2 separate regions of the Homo sapiens genome follow, and region 1 is linked to region 2. The links are chromatin contacts, found by Hi-C or POLR2A ChIA-PET in ENCODE. All regions are on one chromosome and are shown on one strand. The core of a region is the stretch at or near the end of the contact, and the rest is flanking DNA. Distances in the headings are between cores, read along the strand shown.

Region 1 (2,956 bases), core at 212-2,711, 100 kb before region 2:
TCTCTGTGCTTGATGTTTAGTACTAGAAGTCATGGCCACAGAGCCACTTTAAACCAGCACCTGCCCAGTGCTGCTGGGGGCACTCACCAGCCCAGGCATCCTCATCCACCCTCAGAGGGAGAGGCTGTGATTGGAGGAGGGTGTCTGACTAGGCTTCGAACTTGGGCCATCAGGGCCGGGCATGGTGGCGCACACCTGTGGTCCCAACTATTTGGGAGGCTAAAGTGGGAGAGTGGCTTGAGCCCAGGAGTTAAGGCTGCAGTCAGCCAAGATCGTGCCACTGCACTGCAGACTGGACAGCAGAGCAAAACCGTGTCTCAGAAAAAAGAAAAATGGCTGGGCGTGGTGGCTCATGCCTGTAATCTCAGCACTTTGGGAGGCCGAGGCAGGCGGATCACCTTAGGTCAGGAGTTCAAGACCAGCCTGGCCAACATGGTGAAACCTAGACTCTACTAAAAATACAAAAATTATCTGGGTGTGGTGGTGGGCACCTGTAATCCCTCTACTTGGGAGACTGAGGCAGGAGAATCACTTGAACCCAGGAGGCAGAGGTTGCAGTGGGCTGAAATCATGCCATTGCACTCCAGCCTGGGCGACAAGAGTGACACTCCATCTCAAAAAAAGAAAAATAAAATCCGGGCGTAGTGGCACATGCCTGTAATCCCAGCTGCTCAGGAGGCTGAGGCAGAATTACTTGAACCTGGGAGGCGGAGGTTGCAGTTGAGATCGTTCCACTGCACTCCAGCCTGGGCGACAGGGCGAGACTCCGTCTCAAAAAAAAAAAAAAAGAAAAAGAAAAGAAAAACTTGTTATCGAATGTGAAGCCAAATGGGGGTGTGCGGCTGCAAGGCGGGAGGTGCATGAGGCGTGGGCATTTGAGGGGCTGGGAGGCCTTTCTCTTCTGAGATCCATTATGGACGGCAGAGGGCAGAGGTTTGGATGTCCAGATGTCCCTGGAGCTAGGAGAGGCAGGGAGATGCACTGGCTTCTCTACGGGTCTTTCAAACCTTCTCAAAGCAAAGCTCTGTGCTTTAGGGTCAGGCCTGGCCTTGGCCTCCCTGTGATGTGGCGGGGCTTCCTCCCTCAGGTGGTGGACCGGGGGCTGCAGAAATCGCTTGTGTTTGAGGATGACCTGCGTTTTGAGATCTTCTTCAAGAGACGTCTGATGAACCTCATGCGGGATGTGGAGCGGGAGGGCCTGGACTGGGACCTCATGTGAGTGGGGGTCTGAGGATGGGGTGAAGCTGGGGCCTGGGGCAAGGCCAGGACTTAGAGGTGGGGGTGGGGGCAGGGTGGAGCTGGGACCTGGGGATGGGTCATGGCTTAGAGGCGGGGCTTGAAGGTGGGGTGGAACTGGAGCCTAGGTACATGGCCAGGGCTTAGAGGTGGGGCTGGGAGGCGGAGTGGAGCTGAATCCTACGGGCGTGGCCACAGCGCTGCAGCTGAGCCTAGAGCCTGTATGTCTGGGTGTGGTCAGGGTGGCAGGCGTGGCCAACCCTTGGAAGCGTAGCAGGAGGGCTCACGTGGTTCCTGGGCCTGAAGGCACTGTCAGGGCTGTAGCCTATAGGGAAGGGCGTTGGAAGGATCACCCAGAACTCAAGGGACCTGGCCGGAAGCCTGCAGGCTTGGTCAAGGCTTAGAGACTTGACTGAGGCCTGTGGAGGTGGATGTGGCTAAAATTTGACCGGGCAGCCTGTGGGCGTGGCTGAAGAGCATGGGGGTGTGGTCAGAGCTGGAGGTGTGGCCGAAGAGTGTGGGGGCGTGGCCAGGGCGCCTGGTCTTAGACAAGCCCCTGGATGGGAGTGCCACCAACATGTTTCCAGCACTGGAGCCGTCCTTCTCTTCTGTAAGTGGGCTGGTTTGTCCTCTCCCTTCCTCCATCTCTTTTTTCCCTTCCATGTGCAGTGCCCTAATCTGCATTCTGGGAACACTGCCCCATGTGAATAGTAACTGCACCCCTCCATTCCTGACTGCCCCCCCATCAGGGCACCTCGCCCACCTCCACCCCCACTGTCCTCTGAACTCAGAGCAGCTTCAGCCTCAGAGAACGTCTGCGTGATCCTGCTCTCCCCAGCTCCAGATCCTCCATGGCTCCCTCACGCCCTTTGGAAAAACTCACTCTTCTCCCCCATGACCGCCAGACCCCTGGGCTCCTGCATTCACTCCATCCAGTCACAGAGCTCTGCAAACATGCTGAGCCTGCTCCCATCCCAGGACCTGACGGGGTAACTAGATCCCTGGCTTTCTGGGCAAGCTCCCTCCGGAGGGCGGGAGGAGAGTGACAGGCCCGATCTTGCACCCCAGCTATGTGGGCCGGAAGCGGATGCAGGTGGAGCACCCCGAGAAGGCTGTGCCTCGCGTGAGGAACCTGGTGGAGGCCGACTATTCCTACTGGACCCTGGCCTACGTGATCTCCCTGCAAGGCGCCCGCAAACTGCTGGCTGCTGAGCCGCTCTCCAAGATGCTGCCTGTGGACGAGTTCCTGCCCGTCATGTTCGACAAACACCCAGTGTGAGAGGGGCAGGCGGCTGCTGGGCTGGGGTTTCACGGTGGGTCTGTCCTGGGAGAATGGGGATGTGAGACTCACGGCCTCCGAGAAGATGTCTCTTCTTTTGCCTACTTCTCCCTCCGTTTGCCCCCTCGCAGATCTGTCTCCATTTGTATCCCCTGCACACTTACGTTTTAATCTGTCCCCGCTGACTTCTTCACCCCCAATTTTTCCTCCAGCTGTCCCGTCCCCTGAAGCCATTGCTGCCCCTCACTCCCCTCCTCCTCCCCCCAGGTCCGAGTACAAGGCCCACTTCTCCCTCCGCAACCTGCATGCCTTCTCTGTGGAGCCGCTGCTCATCTACCCCACACACTACACAGGAGACGATGGCTATGTGAGTGACACCGAGACCTCAGTCGTATGGAACAATGAGCACGTCAAGACCGACTGGGACCGCGCCAAGTCCCA
Region 2 (2,943 bases), core at 425-2,924:
AGCCCCCAGGGAGCGCACCCACCCAGCACCTCACCCCTGGGACTGAAAGAGGCTCAGGAACACTCAGGAATGTGCCCAGCAGGAGCTTTGGGCCTGGCTCCTGGAGGAGGTCCAGCCTGCAGGCGTGGGGACTCTCTGTGAAGGGGGTGGGCAGGGGAAGGGGCAAGAGGTAGAATGTGACGGGATCGGGGGTGGAGGGGATGCTGACAGAGGCTGAGAAAGGCACCCACAGCTGGAGGGACTCATACAGGGAGAGGAAGGGAGAGGAGAGAGGAAGAAATGATGGGCATGAAAGCAAGAGAGGAGAGTCTGGACAGATGGAGAGAAATAGAGAGACACAAGGAGACAGCGAGAGTACCAGGCATAGAGGCACATGCCTGTAATCCCAGCTACTAGGAAGGCTAAGGCAGGAGGATCCCTTGAGCCCAGGAGTTCAAGACCAGCCTGGGCAATGTAGTAAGATCCCATGTCTAAAAATAATAATTTAAAAGGGAGAGAGGCTGGGCGTGGTAGCCCACATCTGTAATCCCAGCACTTTGAGGCCGAGGCAGGTGGATCACATGAGGTCAGGAGTTCGAGACCAGCCTGGGCAACATGGTAAAACCCCATCTCTATTAAAAATACAAAAATTAGCCGGGCATGATGGTGCACGCCTGTAGTCCCAGCTACTCGGGAGGCTGAGGCAGGAGAATCGCTTGAACCCAGGAGGCGGAGGTTGCAGTGAGCCAAGATCACGCCATTGCACTCCAGCCTGGGCGACAGAGCAAGACTCTGTCTCAAAAAATATATAATAATAATAATAATAATAAAAGAGAGAGGGGGAAAGATTTCCACTAGGGAGGGCAGGCAGGTGGAGGAGACACTGGGGAGAGGAGAGGCAGTTGGGGGAGAAAAGTAGGGATGCATATGGGGGTGGGAAAGTGACAGGCTCTGGGGGGTGATACAAGGGGCTCACTGGGGTCTAGACTGGGCTGGGCTCACTTGAAGCTCCTCCAACTGTGCCCTGTTTTATAAACCATGGATTTAGGCTCAGCGGGGAGCCCAGTAGCTCCTTGATCTGTTCTCTCTCTCTCTTTCCCAATCCCTGTCTCTCATCTCCCTCCTCCCCGTTCTATTTCTCTCCACTCTGGTCGTCTTCTTTTGGTCTCTGTTCTCTCCTTCTCTCTCTCACTGTCTCTGCCCTTCTTGTGCCCCTCCCTTGGTCAGTCCGGCTCCTCTTCCCTAAGCCTCAGCTCCTTCCTGCAGCCTCTCTTGGCTAGAGGGGAATGGTCTCCGTTGGGGTCCTCAGGCAGTGGGGGACCGGCTGGAGGGCTGTACCCTCTGATAGCTGAAGCCAGGCTCCTGCACTTAGCTCCCTGCCGAGGTCCAGGTTGAGGACATCCATGATTTTTCATCACTGGGGCTCCCAGTGGGAGAGGGGTCTCAGAGGGAAAAGGGGACAGGAAAGGGGGCCGAGAGTGGCGAGGGGGTTCTCAGGAGGGAAGGGTGTTCGCGGTGAGGGAGGGGATTCGGGAAGGGGGATGGGCGCAGAGGGGAGGGTGGTATCGGGGGAGAGGCTTGGAGGAGGAAGGGGGCTCAGAGAAGGAACCCAGTCTCTCTCCCTGTCTTCCCCGGTCAGTAAATGGTCCCTGAGTCACCGTCTTCGTCGTCACATCCCGCCACCTCCCCGCCTGCGCCGGGTTGCTGTATCAGGGTCAGCGGGGCGGAAGCGCCACCCTTCCCCAGCGGGCTTCGGGTCACACGCATGAGGCTATTTATAGCGTGGGCGCGCGGAGGGCGTGGGAGGCGCGCCGGCGGACAGGGGGGCGGGGATGAGGGGGGTGCCCACTGCTGTCCCCAGCGACGAGCGGGTGAAGACACCGCGTCATGCGGCCTCAAAGGTCTTTGGGGCCCCCAGAAGCGCTGACTGATGAATGTAGTGGCCGTACCCGGGGAGGCTGAGGCAGGAGTTCAGGCTGCGGGACACCCCTGCAGCCTGGCTTCGCGCCTCCGTTTCTGCATCTGGAAAATGGGGAGACGGAGTGGCTGATCTCCCTTCCCTCTCCTTTCTCCTCCTCTTCTTCCCTCCTCTTCCTCCCTCACCCCTTCTGCAGAATGATTATAGTGTCATTTATACTATTATTATTATTACTGATATCTTTACTGTTTTTATTATTTGGTTGTGTTCTAAAGGTGTCCCTGGCCTGGATTCTAGGATTTGAATACCCTGGATTCTTTTCTTTTTCTTTCTTTTCTCTTCTTCTTCTTCTTTTTTTTTCTTTTCTTTTCTTTTTTTTTTTTTTTTTTTTTTTGACAGGGTCTCTCTCTGTTGCCCAGGCTCCAGGCTGGAGGGCAGTGGTGTGATCATGGCTCACTGCAGCCTCGATCTCCCAGGTTCAAGCGATCCTCCCCACTCAGCCTCTCGAGTAGCTGAGACTGCAGGTGCGCATCACCATGCTTGGCTATTCCTTTTTTTTTTTTTTTTTTTTTGTAGAGATGGGGTCTTGCTATGTTGCTATGGCTGGCTTCAAGGCTCAAGCCATCCCCTCGGCCTCCCAAAGTGTTGGAATTACAGGCGTGAACCACATGGCTGACTGACCCTGGATTCTAATTAGGGGGGACTGCAGTCTTGGGGCACTGGCTCCCTGACCTGCCACGTGGGATGGGGTGGGGAGACAGGAGGTGGAGATCCAGCCGTCTAGGGCTTCTGAAAGCCCACCCGCCCCAGGATTAGCTTGGGGGAAGGGAGGAAGCATAGAGAATCCAGAAATAGATTATAGGAGATTTGATCGTTTTGTGTGTGATGTTGGTGGAGGGCATTTCAGCGGGAGATGGATGGGCTTTAGGATAAAAGACCTCAGCTGTGCTGGTTTCGCATCTGGGAGACACTAAATGAGGACCCTTATCCTCCGTTGACACAAATAGACCAGAGCCAGACTGAGCCTTCAGTGTAAAAAACACCAA

The links. Hi-C counts contacts between places; a loop is a spot of excess contacts on that map. ChIA-PET counts read pairs that join two places held with the same protein, here RNA polymerase II (POLR2A). Pooled maps may share reads with other maps.
Region 1: a loop to region 2 is called in a pooled map, with 2.1 times the contacts of the local background. The contact joins two enhancer-like sites. A Hi-C loop is called at or near these places in 2 of 50 pooled maps. POLR2A ChIA-PET finds 5 or more read pairs at or near these places in 5 of 52 experiments (BJ, GM12878, RWPE1 and 2 more).

The regions. Positions count from the first base shown.
Region 1 is chr19:17,578,395-17,581,350 of GRCh38, forward strand. It overlaps COLGALT1 (collagen beta(1-O)galactosyltransferase 1), which reads left to right. Exons shown (of 12, transcript NM_024656.4): 10 at 1,088-1,215; 11 at 2,305-2,511; 12 at 2,783-2,956. Among named protein-coding and RNA genes, the nearest start is that of COLGALT1, 24 kb to the left of the region's middle. RefSeq lists enhancers at 1,502-1,711, 1,546-1,840. Within about 2 kb of position 1,462, at least 4 of the 41 ENCODE cell types and tissues checked have a DNase peak (open chromatin) inside an H3K27ac peak, as active enhancers do.
Region 2 is chr19:17,678,622-17,681,564 of GRCh38, forward strand. All of the region lies in intron 1 of UNC13A (unc-13 homolog A), which reads right to left. Among named protein-coding and RNA genes, the nearest start is that of UNC13A, 8.3 kb to the right of the region's middle. Within about 2 kb of position 1,675, at least 6 of the 41 ENCODE cell types and tissues checked have a DNase peak (open chromatin) inside an H3K27ac peak, as active enhancers do.